2 separate regions of the Homo sapiens genome follow, and region 2 is linked to region 1. A link is an interaction called in ENCODE POLR2A ChIA-PET data of the cell type or tissue named here. Cell type or tissue: GM12878. All regions are shown on one strand.

The links. Peaks named below come from ENCODE experiments on the same cell type or tissue, not always from the same donor. Only the 100,000 strongest peaks of a DNase experiment are listed, where the experiment ranks them.
Region 2: POLR2A ChIA-PET joins it to region 1 with 7 read pairs; 1 of 35 experiments calls an interaction of 5 or more read pairs at or near these places.

What each region holds. Positions count from the first base shown.
Region 1 is chr5:61,197,033-61,205,032 of GRCh38, forward strand. All of the region lies in intron 3 of SMIM15-AS1 (SMIM15 antisense RNA 1), which reads left to right. Among named protein-coding and RNA genes, the nearest start is that of SMIM15, 39 kb to the left of the region's middle. In GM12878, no CTCF peak of the experiment used is centred here; DNase peaks (open chromatin) are centred at 3,749 and 5,359; H3K27ac peaks cover 649 bases.
Region 2 is chr5:61,315,676-61,323,675 of GRCh38, forward strand. It overlaps LOC105378994 (a long non-coding RNA gene), which reads right to left. Exons shown (of 2, transcript XR_007058781.1): 2 at 5,819-6,112. Among named protein-coding and RNA genes, the nearest start is that of ZSWIM6, 13 kb to the right of the region's middle. In GM12878, no CTCF peak of the experiment used is centred here; a DNase peak (open chromatin) is centred at 4,306; H3K4me3 peaks cover 627 bases; H3K27ac peaks cover 392 bases.

The sequences.
Region 1 (8,000 bases):
GTTTTTAACACGAAGGGATTTTGAATTTTATCAAAGGCCTTTTCTGCGCCTATTGAGATAATCATGTGGTTTTTGTCTTTAGTTCTGTTTATGTGATGAATTATGTTTATTGATTTGTGTATGTTGAACCAGCCTTGTATCCTGGGGATGAAGCCGACTTGATCGTGGTGGATCAGCTTTTTGATGTGCTACTGGATTTGGTTTGCTAGTATTTTATTGAGGGTTTTTGCATCAATATTCATTAGGGATATTGGCCTGAAGTTTTCTTTTTTGTTGTATCTCTGCCAGGATTTGGTATCAGGATCATGCTGGCCTCATAAAATGGGTTTTCAGTGGTTTGGAATAGTTTCAGAAAAAAATGGTACCAGCTTCTTTTTGTATCTCTGATAGAACTCAGCTGTAAATCTGTCTGGTCCTGGACTTTTTTTGGTTGGTAGGCTATTTATTACTGCCTGAACTTCAGAACTCATTATTGGGCTATTCAAGAATTCACCTTCTTCCTGGCTCAGTCTTGGGAGGGTGTATATGTCCAGGAATTTCTCCCTTTCTTCTAGATTTTCTAGTTTATTTACATAGAGGTGTTTATAGCATTCTCTGATGATTGTTTGTATTTCTGTGGGGTCAGTGGTGATATCCCCTTTATAATTTTTTATCGTGTCTACTTGATTCTTCTCTTTTCTTCTTTATTAGTCTAGCTAGCAGTCTATCCATTTTATTAATTTTTTCAAAAAAGAGCTCCTGGATTTGTTAATTTTTCAAAGGGTTTTTCATGTCTCTTTCTCCTTCAGTGCCACTCTGATCTTGGTTATTTCTTGTCTTCTGCTAGCTTTGGGGTATGTTTGCTCTTGATTCTCTAGTTCTTTTAATTGTGATGTTAGGGTGTCAATTTGAGATCTTTCTAGTCTTTGATGTGGGCATTTAGTGCTATAAACTTTCCTCTTAACACTGCTTTAGCCATGTCCCAGAGATTCTGGTGGATTGTCTCTTTGTTGTCAGTGGTTTCAAAGAACTTCTTGATTTCTGCTTTAATTTTATTATTTACCCAGGAGTCATTCAGGAGCAGTTGTTCAATTTCCATGTAATTGTGTGGTTTTGAGTGAGTTTCTTAATCTTGAGTTCTAATTTGATTGTGCTGTGTTCTGAGAGACTGTCGTGATTTCAGTTCATCAAAAAAAAGATTATTTTGCTTTTGCTGAGGAGTGTTTTACTTCCAATTATGTGATCGATTTTAGAGTACGTGACATGTGGCACTGAGAGGAATGCATATTCTCTTGTTTTGGGGTGGAGAGTTCTGTGCATATCTATCAGGTCCACTTGATCCAGGGCTGAGTTTAAGACCTGAATATCTTTGTTAATTTTCTATCTCAATAATTTGTCTAATGTTGATAATGGGGTGTTAAAGTCTCCCACTATTATCATGTGGGAGTGTAAGTCTCTTTGTATGTCTCTAATAATTTGTTTTATGAATCTAGGGTCTCCTTTATTGGGTGCATATGTATTTAAAATAGCTCTTCCTGTTGAATTGAACCCTTTACCATTATGTAATGCCCTTCTTTGTCTTTTTCAATCTTTGTCGGTTTAAAATCTGTTTTGTCAGAAACTAAGATTGCAATCCTTGCTTTTATCTGCTTTCCATTTGGTTGGTAAATTATCCTCTATCCCTTTATTTTGAGCCTATGTGTGTCTTTGCACATGTGTCTCTTGAATACAGCACACTAATGGGTCTTGACTGTTTATGCAGCTTGCCGTTCTGTGTCTTCTCATTGGGGCACTTAACCCATTTACATTTAAGGTTAATATTGTTATCTGTGAATTTGATTGTGTCATCATGATTCTAGCTGGTTATTTTGCAGACTTGTTAATGTAGTTCCTTTATAGTGCTATTGGTCTTTGCACTTCAGTGTATTTTTGTGGTGGCTGGTAATGTTTTTTCCTTTCCATATTTAGTGCTTCCTTCAGGAGCTCTTGCAGGGCAGGCCTGGTGGTGATAAATTCCCTCAGCATTTGGCTGTCTGAAAAGGATTTTATTTCTCCTTCACTTATGAAACTTAGTTTGGCCAGATATGAAATTCTGGGTTGGAAATTCTTTTCTTTAAGAATGTTGAATGTTGACCCCCAATCTCTTCTGGCTTGTAGGGTTTCTGCTGAGAGGTCCACTGTTAGTCTGATGGGCTTCCCTTTATAGGTTGCCCGGTCTTTCTCTCTGGCTGCCCTTAGCTTTTTTTTCTTCATTTTAACCTTGGAAAATCTGATGATTATGTGTCTTGGGATTGATCTTCCCATGGAGTATCTTAATGGGGTTCTCTGGATTTTGTAAATTTGAATGTTAACCTGTCTTGCTAGGTTGGGGAAGTTCTCCTGAATGATATCCTGAAGTATGTTTTCCAACTTGGTTTCGTTCTCCCTGTCTCTTTCAGGTACCCCAATCAGTCGTAGTTTCAGTCTTTTTACATAATCCCATAGTTCTCGGAAGTTTTGTTCATTCCTTTTCATTGTTTTCTTGTCTGCTGTCTTATTTCAGTAAGATAGTCTTCAAGCTCTGAAATTCTTTCCTCTGCCTGTTCTATTTGGCTACTGATACTTGCAGTTGCATTGTGAAGTTCTTGTGTCGGGTTTTTCAGCTCCATCAGGTCATTTATATTCCACTCTAAACTGGTTATGCTGGTTAACAGCTTCTGTAATGTTTTATCATGGTTCTCAGCTTCTCTGCATTGGGTTAGGATATGCCCCTTTAGCTTAACAAAGTTCATTATTACACGTCTTCTGAAGCCTACTTCTGTCAATTCATCCATTTCAGCCTCCTCCTAGTTCTGTGCCCTTGCTAGAGAGGTATTGCAATCACTTGGAGAAGAATAAGCACTCTGGCCTTTTGAGTTTTCAGCATTTTTTGTTGTTGTTGTTGATTCTTTCTCATCTTTCTGAGTTTATCTAGCTTTGATCTTTGAGGCTCCTGACCTTTGAGTGGGGTTCTTGTGGGGACTTTTTTGTTGATGCTCTTGTTGCTTTCTGTTTGTTTTTCTTTTAACAGTCAGAATGCTCTTCTGTAGGGCTGCTTCAGTTTGCTGGGAGTCTACTCCAGACCCTGTTTGCCTGGGTCCCTCCCACACCTGGAGGTGTCACCAGTGGAGGCTACAGAACAGCAAAGAAGACTGCCTGCTCCTTCCTCTGGGAGCTCTGTCCCAGAGGGGCACCACCCTGATGCCAGTGGGAATGCCCCTGTATAGGGCGTCTGGCATATCCTGTTGTGGGGGTCTCACCCAGTCAGGAGACATGGGATCAGAGACCCGCTTAACAAAGCACTCTAGCTGCTCCTCAGTGGAGAGGGTGTGCTGTGCTGGGGAAATCCCACTCATCCAGACTGCCCTGACTCCTCAGAGACACCAGGCGGAAAGACTAAGTCTGCTGATCCGCAGAGACCATGGCTGCCCTTCCCCTACGAGGCTCTGTCCCAGGGAGATGTGAGTTCTGACTATAAACCCCTGGCCTGAGTAGCTAAAATTCCCACAAGGAGGCCCCACTGGTTGAGGAGGGACGGGTAAGGGTCTGGCCTAAAGAGTCAGTCTGGCCATGATCTGCCACAGCCACTGTGCTGTGCTGTGGGGAATTCCTCCTGGGTCCAAACCACCCAATCTCCCCAGCATCCACAGGGGAAAACCAGCAGACTGGAGCTGCAGTGGTGGCTGCTGCCCCTCCCACTGGGAGCTCAGTCATCTTAGGCAGCAGGAAGCCACAGTGATAATGGCCACCCTTCCCCCTGGGAGCTCAGTTGGTCTTAGGCAGCAAGCAGCTGCAGTGATGACAGCCGCCCAAGCCCCTGGGAACTTGGTAGTCTTAGTCAGCCTCCAGCCGAAATGTCCGCTGAGAACCTGCACAGCTCTGTGCTGGGAACCAAAGCCCTGGTGGTGTGGGCTCATGAGAGGGGGTATCGTGATCTGTGGGTTGCAGAGATCTGTGGAAAATGTGTGGTTTTCCCAGGCCGTGTAGCACAATCACTCACCGCATCTCTTGGCTGGGGTTGGGAGCTCCCCTTCCCCTGTGCAGCTCCTGAGTGGGCCATCACTCCACCCTGCTTTTCCTTGCTCTCCGTGGGTCACGCCAACTGCCTAGTTAGTCCCAGTGAAAGAACCTGGATACCTCAGTTGCTGGTACAGGATTCACTTGCCATTTTCGTTCTCAGTGGGAGCCTCTGACAGCAGCTGTTTCTGTTTGGCTATCTTGGCCCCTCCCCCAGCACAGATTTTTATAAAACTAATGGCTATAGTGCACAGTCCTAAGATTCCGAAAAGAGGTTAAACTTTTATTTGGGAATAATACACTGAAAAGACAGGTACGATGTTGTTCTGATTGAAAAAGCTCCATAAAATAATTGAACACGTACTATTAGGTAAACTGAAAACTAGAAAAATTATTATCTAAATGATGTAACATTATTAAGCACTGTGACAAGGATTCTAGCAAAACTGCAAAAAATCCTGTTCCGCACTTCTGGTATAAAATATCTTTTTGTTCAGGCATGATGGGGCACTGTGTCTGCTAGCCATAGTCGGCATGTTTTATCTTCTAGTTAACGTATATCAAACCCAGCACTCAAATACAACTTTCCAGATCCTGGATGTGACAGTGAAGCACTGTTCAGAGCCCATTTTCTTTGGCCATTGATCTCAGATGCACCCTGAAACAAAAGTATTTACAACAACAATGAAAGATGAGTTTGCATGGAACATTTAAACTTTATGTTCTTTAGTTTTGCCACCTCTAAAATGAGAATAATCATTTTAGCTTACCTATTAGAGTTGTTCCAAAAAGTACTTAAGATGATTGTGAAAGACAATCACCTTAAAGAAAAAAGGACTACTTGATGGTTACATATTACAATAAGCACAAAAGAAAAGTGGACTTAAGTTTCATATCAGGGTAGGAACAGGATGGTTTCAGCTTTTGAGAGTATCATGAGTAGGTGTCATTTAACTGAATGAATGGAATGAACCATGTGTATTATATAAATAAGCATATACATATTTTATAATCTTGTGATATTTACCAGATACTTGTTATCTACTAGTTCTTTGTAAAATACAAAATATGTGTATATTTTTGTGTTGACCTATACACAAAACTCTAATTCAGGACTTTAGATATAGCCAACGAAACAGCTACTTTCAGCTCCCACAAAAGTAAATGAATATACAACGTATTTTGCCAGTACCATAAGCAATGAGTCAACAGGCCCCATAACATTTTTTGGTTACATGTTTTGAGTGACCACATTTTGAGTTACAGGGATTACAGATCTCATGGCCATAAAAAGTAATAACACTCCCACCCCATCAGTTATTGCATTTATATCTAGCTTATTCATTTCTGCCTCCACATTGGGTAACTAGGGAAACAATGATGTCACTGCTCAGTGTGGTACTTAGAAACTTCTTTAATTAGGCTTATGGTTGGGGAAGCCTACAGTCATTTAATGAGTCTCACCTCTACCACTGCAATAAACTCATAGAACTTTTATTTTTCCGGGCTGCTGATAGGGGAAAGATTATAATTCTATCTAATGCATTGTTTTGGAAAAAATATGTATTCTAAAGCATATTTTTACTGAAAAATCATCTGTGTGTTTGCAACAGGAGTTTTTTGATGTACATTGACAACATTGAGGCAATTATATGACCCAAATTAAATGTTCCTTGTGGGACCGTGGTCCTTTGAGCAGTCATCCTTCCCCTGGCCCTTCCTGGCACCTAGCTTTTGGTCTGAGAGGCTGGGTTTCCATTTTGCTCTTCTTTATTATGATTTTTCCTACTCTGTCATGTTGGTAACAGCAAGTTTTAAAAAATAAACAGTATCTGAATGTAAAAGCCACCTGCCCCCAAAATGGGATAGAAATTAAATATCAGTCTTTCTAGTAAAATAAATAAATGGTCACTCAGTACAGCTCAGCCATCACTTGCTTAATATGTTTGATATAGTTTGGATATTTGTTTCCTCCAAGTCTCATGTTGAAATTTGATCCCCAGTGTTGGAGGTGGGACCTGGTGGGAGGTGTTTGGATCATAACGACAGATACCTCATGAATGGCTCAGTTCCATCCTTGTGATAATGAATGAGTTCCTACTGTATTAGTCTCTGTGAGAACTGATTGTCTAAAAGAGCATGGCACCTTCTCCTCTCTCTCTTTTCTCCTCTCTCACTGTTAGATGCCTGTTCCCCCTACTCTTCCTCCGTGAGTGGAAGCTTCTTGAAGCCCTCACTAAAAGCAGATGCTGACATCATGCTTCTTGTACAGCACCCACAGGGGAAAACCAGCAGTAAAGGCTGCAGAACTATGAGCCAAATAAGCCTTTTTTTTTGATACATTACCCAGCCTTAGGTGTTCCTTTATAGCAATGCAAATGGATTAAGTCAATGTTTGTGTTCTTAATTTCCAAAATTATTTCCGTCATCTTATTTTTTCAAACTTTCTACACTCCCAACTGCCCTCCCTCAGCTGTTGACCTAATAATATAATTTGTTGAGAAAATGGAAGCAACCAGAGATGAATTCCATTATTTTCCCACCATCTAAGCCACACACCTACCTATATCCACACCTGTCTATACTCTACCTTCCCTCTGCCTCTATGAATGAAGGGTCCCTGTTCTGGGCAAAGGCCAACCCCTATCCTTGGGCTCAAGATCCTACCTGCTCTAATTCCCAATTTCCCCTCCCCATCTTGCATGTGTTTCTTCCTCTCTGTTGGGCATGCTTATCATTCCTATGGTCTACTGTCTCCCAACTTTAAAAAACCTTGCCTTGATCCAACCTACAGAATGGGAAAAAATTTTTGCAATCTACCCATCTGACAAAGAGCTAATATCTAAAATCTACAAAGAACTTAAACAAATTTATAAGAAAAAATCAACCCCATCAAAAAGTGGGCAAAGGATATGAACAGACAATTCTCAAAAGGAGACATTTATGCAGCCAATGGACACATGAAAAAATGCTCATCATCACTGGCCATCAGAGAAATGCAAATCAAACCACAATGAGATACTATCTCACACCAGTTAGAATGGCAATCATTTAAAAGTCAGGAAACAACAGATGCTGGAGAGGTTGTGGAGAAATAGGAACACTTTTACACTGTTGGTGGGAGTGTAAACTAGTTCAACCATTGTGGAAGACAGTGTGGTGATTCCTCAAGGATCTAGAACTAGAAATACCATTTGACCTAGCCATCCCATTACTGGGTATATAAAGCATGCTGCTATAAAAACACATGCACATGTATGTTTATTGCAGCACTATTCACAATAGCAAAGACTTGGAACCAACTCAAATGGCCATCAATGATAGACTGGATTAAGAAAATGTGGCACATATACCTCATGGAATACTATGCAGCCATTAAAAAAAGGATGAGTTCATGTCATTTGAAGGGACGTGGATGAAGCTGGAAACGGTTCTGAGCAAACTATTGCAAGGACAGAAAACCAAACACCACATGTTCTCACTCATAGGTGGGAATTGAACAATGAGAACACGTGGACGCAGGGCAGGGAACATCACACACTGGGGCCTGTCGTGGGGTAGGGGGCAGGGGGAAGGATAGCATTAGGAGAAATACCTAATGTAAATGACAAGTTAATGAGTGCAGCAAAGCAACATGGGACATGGATATATATGTAACAAACCTGCACTTTGTGCACATGTTTTCTAGAACTTAAAGTATAAAAATAAATAAATAAATAAATAAATAAAAATAAAAAAACCTTGCCTTGATCCTATGTAGGGTCAAGCTGTTGGCCCATATTTCTCCTCCCCAGTCACTGTCAAGTGCGATATATTTCAAAAGGGAGACAATAGCTGAGAAGTCAAAGGTCCACAGGATTTGGACCCTTGAAAGAATGTCTACCATTTGCTGTCTTCATTTCCCCATTTCCTATTCTCTTCAAACTCCTCATATTGAGTGTCTTCTCCACTGGAACTGCTCTTGTCAGGGTTCCCAGTAATCCAAT
Region 2 (8,000 bases), 120 kb after region 1:
GTAAACACTAAGTGTCCAGTTTCGGAGTTTTGACAAATATATCCCTGTGTGCCCAAACCCTTACTGAGATATAAAATATTGTCATCACCTGGGAAGGTCCCTCATTTATCTTTCCTGTCAATCCCTGTTCCTAATCCCTTTCCCAAACCCAGAGGCAACCACTGTTTTGATTTTTTTCACCACAGATTAGCTTTGTCTATTCCATAATTTCATATGAATGGGTCAAATAGGATGAATTCTTTGTGTAAGACTTCTTTCACTCAGCATAATCTTTTTGAGATTTGTTGACGTTATTGTGTGAACAGTAGTAGCTCATTCTTTTATACTGCTAAGTAGTATTCCATTGTATGACTAAACCACAGTTTGCACACTTATTTTCTCTCTCTCTCTCTCTCTCTCTCTCTATCTTTGAGATGGAGCTTCACTCTGTTGCCCAGGGTGGAGTGCAGTGGCGTGATCTCAGGTCACTGCAAGCGGGTTCAAGCGATTCTCTTGCCTCAGCCTCTTGAGTAGCTGGGATTACGGGCACTCACCACCACACTCGGCTATTTTCTGCATTTTTAGTAGAGACAGGGTTTTCACCAGGTTGGCCAGGCTGGTCTTGAACTCCTGACTTCAAGTGATCCGCCTGCATTGGCCTCCCAAAGTGCTGGGATTACAGCAGTGAGCCACCGTGCCCGGCCCCTGTGCATTCGTTCTCTTCTTGATGGATACCTGGGCTGTATTCAGTTTTTGACTATTACTTATAGAGCTGCTATGAACACTCTTATACAAGTATTTTGATAAACATATGTTTTCATTTCCCTTAGGAAAAGACCTACTTATGTAATTGCAGGATCACAGCTAGTATATATTTAGTTTCTGAAGAAAATGCTATTTATTTTTCCAAAGTTGATGTACCATTTTATGTTCATATCAACAATGTATGGGAGTCCCAGTTGCTCCCCATCTTTGCTGACATTTAGTGTATTCAGTCTTTATATTTTAAGCCATCCTGGCAGTAGTGATACTTCAGGTTTTAATTTGCATTTTCCTAATGACTAAAGATATTGAGCACGTTGTCATGTGCTTATCTGCCATTTATATATCTTCTTTGGTAGAGTGTCTTCCATCCATTCAAAAAATGTTTTCTCTTTATTAATAAGTGGGAGTCCTTTACATATCCTGGATATCAGTCCTCTGTCAAGTTTATGTTTTGTAAATAATTTCTTCCAGTCTATGTCTTGACTATTCATTTTTTAATGGTCTCTTTTCATGAGAGGTTTTTTATTTTGCTTAAATCTAATTTATCAATTTTTTTGTGGTTATTGCTCTAGGTGGCCTAAACAAAGCACATTGATATTAATAAATGGTGTTCACAAAATGTGTTGTAGGCTCAAGATAATCCAAAGCTTCACTGTGGTCACTGTAACAGAAGTATTTCCCTAAAGAAACTTCCATGTCCGTACATACTGGGAACAACTGAGGAAAACCTGGTGATCTGTTTACACTCTCAAGAGCATCCCAGAGAATGAATACAACTCTAGACCTCCCTTTTCACTTTGTTTTATAGTAAGAAGCTTTCTGTTTTGACGGCTGGAAGGAGTCGCCACAGGCAAAACTACCTGGTCATGGCCTTGTTCTGGAATCAAGTCAGCCTTTGTGCTTATAAGCAGGATAAAGTAGATTATTTTAATAATTCATTTTTAATCCATATTTTAATAAGCATATGTTATTGAGATCATACTTAAAATAGTTTAATATATGGCATGAATGAATAAAAATAGACTCCCCAGAAGCTTTAAAAACATTCAAAGAAAGAAATCCACAGAGAGACCCAGGTGTCAGTGATGACATGGGGCAAAATTAAGAGCAGATTGAAAGTGGGAATCGTCTGCTATGAAGAAAGTAGGACTTGGGAAAATAGAGCTCTACTGAAGGAATACAACGATTCTTTAGTGTTGTTTTTAGGCTACACATTGAAGGGTTTCCCAAGATTTTACCCTGGTCTCTTTGCCAACTGCTCTGCTTGTCAGTGAAGCTGTTTGATTTCTCTCTTTGTTTCTTGTTCGAACCAAAAGGACACTCAATACAGACATGACATTTTGAAAACTAAACTCACATCTTTTTCACCCTAACTTCATTGTTGTTTTGGCCTACTTTCTCTTAGACACTTTCTTGAGGGTTCAGGCTGAATGTGGTCTTTCAAACTTTCAAACTCCCTTGAGTACCTCTTTCTGTGATTCCATTCCTAGTGATCATTAATGGTCTGCAACTGCTTCTTTATTTGTGGGGTATCTCGGGCCTTTTGCTTCTTCGGTTTTCTACTTTTTATCATTAAAAATCCCCCCCCCCCTTTATTCGAGACTGATTTAGGAAAAGAAAGGGATGAAACTTAAATGAATGAACTGCTGTTTGATTGCAGGTTAAAATTAGTGGCCAAGTTTTTGTTTGTTGTTGATCTAGTAGACTTTTATAAACCAAAACTAACTGTATGATTCTCATTGGAAGTTATGTTGAAATATGAGATATGAAGAGAGTACCAATTCACAAAGCCCTGGACTGTTCTAACCCTAGGGAATACTTGATGGTGGCTGTGTGGGTGTGCCTGCCAGGCTGGGAAAGGATCTAGCGTAATGGTGAGTTTTGTAACACACCAGCCCAGGTCCAACTGCTTGAGTAGGAAGAGTAGAGGTAGGTGGTTAGTTTTGTGGCCTCCCGGATCTGTTCCTGAAGAAAGCAGATAAGTTCAGGAAGGGAGAAGTCTAGGTTCTAAGTTAGAAATGTCAAGTAGGACTTCGAGGCCTCTGAAATAAAGATGTGTCCTAAGTAACTAACACACAAACATGATGGAAGTAATCATACGGGAGAAACGAGTGGGGTTAAAATCACAGGGCCACATGACAAATTATGTCTGGCTATGCCAGTGGGTTAAATCACTTCCTAAGATGTTGCCAACAGCACAAATATCTGTATTTAGCATCACATGCAACCAAAGAATTAACCAAACATACTCTCCAAGTTTCTTCCCCTTTGGAATAGTAATTCCTGCTATTACAGTGTTTCCACTAAGGCACTGGAGGATCCAGGGCAAAGTCTAATTGTGGTGGGTTCCACTGGCCTGCAGTGTGGGCAGCATTAAGCGGGTACCCGAATGTGGTGGGGGAGGACTGTGAAGCTCTATTTTCTGTGCAGCTCTTCGGGAAGTCCTGTTGCCAGCCCTCCTCAAACATCATTTTCTGCTCATGAATATTATCTTTTATACCAATAGAGGTGGGAGGGGGAACTACCCAGAATTCAGTCTCAAAATCTTTTATCCTTTTCTCTCATTTACTTCAAAATGTATATAAAGTAAAATGCAGCACCCACCAAAAACCATTTCAGCCTGAAACTAAACGCAAGCTCTTTAGCTTGACTATGGGGTCCTTCATGGGCAGAAGGGTTGGATAGAGGAAATGAATTATAGGGGGATGCTTTGCTTTGATTACTACCAGAGTTTAGCAGGAACATCTGGCTTATTTGCAGTTAGATTTTCTGCAGGGAGGGTTCAGCCATTGCTACCATAGCTCTTAGTACCATAAGGTTTATCTGAATCTCTGAATATCTATGCTCTTGCAAGATCCAAATTTCCCTTAAAGTTGATATTTGTCTTTCATTTGTTTCCTAATTAGCATTCAGATTTCAGCCCAAGAGTGCACTGCCAGAGGCATAACACCTCCCTTGGTGGGGACCTTTGTTGGCAGCATTCTAAAATGAATTCATAGGACTGTTCTCTGATTTTCAACTTTGCTTTTGATACAAGGTCTGTGAATGTTTAGTTGACAATACGTGTGCGCCTCTCTCATTTCCTGTTTTTAAGGGCTGCACTTAATTTATTTGAAAGGGTGGAATATTTTAAATTACAATTCAGCAGTTTTACTAAGGAAGGCTGTAAAACACAATGAGCAAGGAGTTTTACTTCCTCCTTCCAACTGCTACTCCCTGTTTTGAAATCTTGATGTCCTCCAATCAATGGGAATGACTTTAACTTACACTGTAACATTTTTAACAGCAACCACGCCATGGCTGGAGCTGCAGAGGGGCATGGGATTCCTGCACACTGTAATTCCATTTTTCCAGACGCCTTATTAGTACACGGAATGCGTCTGCCTGTGCTTGATATTGTTCTATCTTGTTAAGTCCCCTCCCCCAGGCAGAGCATTTGGATTGGTTAAGGAATACAGTCGCTTAGCCAATCAAGTGAAACCTTTCTCCTGCAACCCTAGCAACACCTGTCATTGACAAATGTTAAGAGAAAACCCCTGACAAACCCAACCAGCCCTTGAAAATGGTCCCTGTCAAGGGCAAGTAGGGCTACTCCTACCCACAGAGCACTTTCTGTGGCCAGAGGAGTTAGTGGTTTGTATCAGACCTGCAAAAACAGAACCTGGATGTGGCTGCAGGTGCTTGAGTCTAGGGCCCTATTCCGATCTGCTGTCAATTTCAGCGAAACTGACTTTTGTTAGCCAAAGCCGGTGTTGGAGCTTGGGGTTGTGGGGGGTGGGTGGTTGTCTATGGTGGGGTGGCAGCCGGGTAGTGTGCTCATATTCTCCCATACCAACCAGACCCCCATACCCACCAGAATATTTTCAGTGGCTGGAGGAAGAGTTCACATACAACTTCGGCTCCAGGGTCACACTTCTGTCACTGATGCTAATTTGTTTTGCAGGGCATGGCAAGAGGAGAATTTTCTGAGGGCAGCAAGATACCTGGCTATGTCCCCAGTGGCGCCTTTCCAAGACTTCTGGCTACACATCTTTCACCTCCCAGCCTCGTGCTGAACACTGTTGGGGTGCAGTTGGCCTGCCTGCCTCACCCGTGGGCATATTGGGACACTCCTGTCAGGGTGTAGTTAGACCTAAAAGAGCTCTCACCCCTCTCAGGGAGGCTTCATGACTGAGGAATCTGAAGGCAGATCTGGCAGAAGCTGGGAAGGGGAAGGGAATGGAGAGTAAGAAGGGGGACCTGCCAAAAACATGCACAGACAGTTCGTAGGCAAATGCATGTTCCCACAAAAGACATAATAGCTGTGTGTGTATGATACCCTGCTGAAGTCCCCTTATATGATCATTCCAGTTAGTCTAGCCACCTTGAAAACATATTTCAAACCCTGGTTGAGTAATCCATTGTGCCATGATTAGCTGTTAATGAAGCTGAAAATATCTAAATCATCCAACAAGTAATCTGAATTAATTTTTTATGATTACCACTTCTAGACAAGCTGGTGTCAGGACAAAGAAAGACCTGGGCATACAGACAGAGACATTCACACATGCAGATAAAACGTGTACACACAAGCATGCACACAGATAAACTTAGGCCAGAGGAGCAAAGGAGGAACAAGGGGGAAAAAGTAAAAGGGGAACTTTAAAGACAGTCCATGAATTGAACAGTGTGAAATCTTGTGTCAGACCTGTAAAAACAGAACCTGGATGTGGATGCTAGGGCTTGAGTCTAGGGCCCTACTCTGATCTGCCACCATTTCAGTGAAACTGACTTTTGTTAGTCAAAGCGAGTGTTGGAGCTGGGAGTGGGGGTCTGTGGTGGGACTCTTCAATTCACGGACTCTCCTTAGTGAAGTTCATTTGGTCCTCTCCAATCCCCAGCGTCCCTTTTCCTCCTAGCACCATCCTTCAAGGCCTGTCCTGAATTTAATTTTCCACCGGAGGTTGGCACATAGCTTAAGGCATCCCTTGGGAGCATAAACTGGTAATGACTTGAAATCTTAACCCCTAAAAGGATATTGATATTTTTTCAAAAGGTGCTCAGGAAGGTGTAAAAGAATTAAATCTCTAATGGCTGACTTGTAAATTGGGATTATCTTTATTCTGGAGACTTAGCTTTGCTCAAACATACTTTTTGGGTACAGATCTCCTCTGGGCATTCCTAAGGCCAGAATTACAGGCAAGAAAAAGTGGTCCTGGAGAGGAGGGTGGGTTGCAGTGGGGAGAGATCCATCAGATGGGTGCTCGGTAGGAGGATAGATACTGAAGAGGTGCGGGAGAGGCCAGAAGGCTGAACTTCCACATGGAGACAAACTAGAAGCTGGTTTTATAATCTTCCGTATCTGTCCTTCAGGGAACTTGCAAACTTTCTGGTGGCATGAGATGTAGAATATTACAATACAGATTACATAACAGGTTAAAAGCTGAGTCTTACAATGGTCATATACATGCACACAGGTTCTAGGTTCAAAGTCTCAAAGAAATTAAGTCATTGTGAGAGGATGTAAAATTGTGGACATTTGCCTATTAAGGAGACAAGCAAACTATTTTTTTCCTTTTTCAGATTTTTCAAGTTTTTCAGGTATGTCTGGTCAAGTTTTCTGTGGATATTAGCAACTATCAAGTATGAAGATTATAGAACAACAAAAAAAGCAACATTACATGTTTATGTCTTGCTCTGGAAGTCGAGATTTTTATTTCCTTGTGAAATAGATAATAAAAAAATAAAATTAACAATGTATATACACCATGGTTCTTTGTAACCCGAGTGTCACAAAGAGCTCTATAAAATATCTGAAGTGCTTGAGGTTGCCTAGAGGGAAAAGGTAAAGATTCTCACTACAGAGCTAATAGTTCCTGCTCAACAATTTGAATTTCACTTAAGAATAAACCTGAGAGCCCACATCTGGGAGAGCATGTTTACCTTTAATGTAGCAGTTTGGAGGTGGAGGCATTCCTGGAAGAGAACAATGCCTGATGCATTATAGGCACAAAAATAAAGATTTGTTGATGACACCGAAGCCCTGCCTCCACACCAACATTCTCTCAATTCACAAATACTATCAAAGGAAGAAAACTCTAGAACTCCATTAGAGTGGATATCTCCCCGCTCTTAATCTCCCAGAGATCATTGTTTCCTATTTCCATGGAAACTAGAAGACTTGAAATTGCCAAAACTTGAGAGACACTTGAGATGAAAGCCAGAAAAAAAAAATTAACAAAAGACAAATGTTACAGGCAGCATGTATGACAGTGTGGTAAAGTTTCTGACATTTGTTTGGGAAGATTTTCTTATTTCTTTGCTTGGAAGAATGCAATGATTTCCAGAATGTGGCCATAATAGCTTCACACCATGCTGCTGAATGTTCATCGAGTAGATTTTACTCTTTTCTAGAAAGGAAAGGAAAGACCCATGGGCCTTGGCAGCAATCAAGTGAATGTTAAGCTGTTGGAAATTGCTCTCCTGGCACACCTTGATGTTAACCACAATGAGGAGGCCAGTCTGGCTGAAGTGCCCTTGCTCCCTCCCTTCCATGCAGTGAACAAATATTTATTGAGCACCTACTATTCTCCAGGTAATGTGTCCTACATACAACTAAATGAAAAATTACAACTCAGATAAGAGCCCCTAGGAGAAGTACACGTAACTACTAGAGTGTGTAATAGACAGAACTGACCTGTCAGGGCGGCCAGGCTTTCCTAAGGAAGTGTGATTAAGCCGAGCAGGAGGAAACTAGGCAGTGGTTGTGGGGCCTGGGGAAGGAGAACATTCCAGGGAGCAGGAACTCTTGGGCAAAGGCCTCTGGAGGAAGTGAGTGTTAAAGGAATTGAAAGTAGGCCTGAGTAGCCTGTGTTGGCAGAGCTCCAGAGAGCAAAGGGAATGAACTTGGGGTAAGGCCATTTGGAGAGGTGGGCAGGGACCAGGTCATTCCTAATGCACAGTCTTGAGTCTTGCAGGGCAGGCTTGTTAAGGATTTGGTTTCTAACCCTCCCCTCTCCAGGGTGAACTCAAGCTGTCATAGGAGTGCATGGCATACAGTCCTTGTGTGTGACCTGGGAATGCAGATTTTGTTTCATCTGAAATCTGTCAAAACATTGCCATAGATTTCAGAAGTGAACCACCAAGTTCCAAAGGTTATAATTTCATTAAATGCTTTAAACCTAAATCATGTTCAGTAAATATTATTTTACACATGATGATTCAGTAGGCATCTTGGACTCATCATCACAAATGTCAATTATCATCCTATATTAACC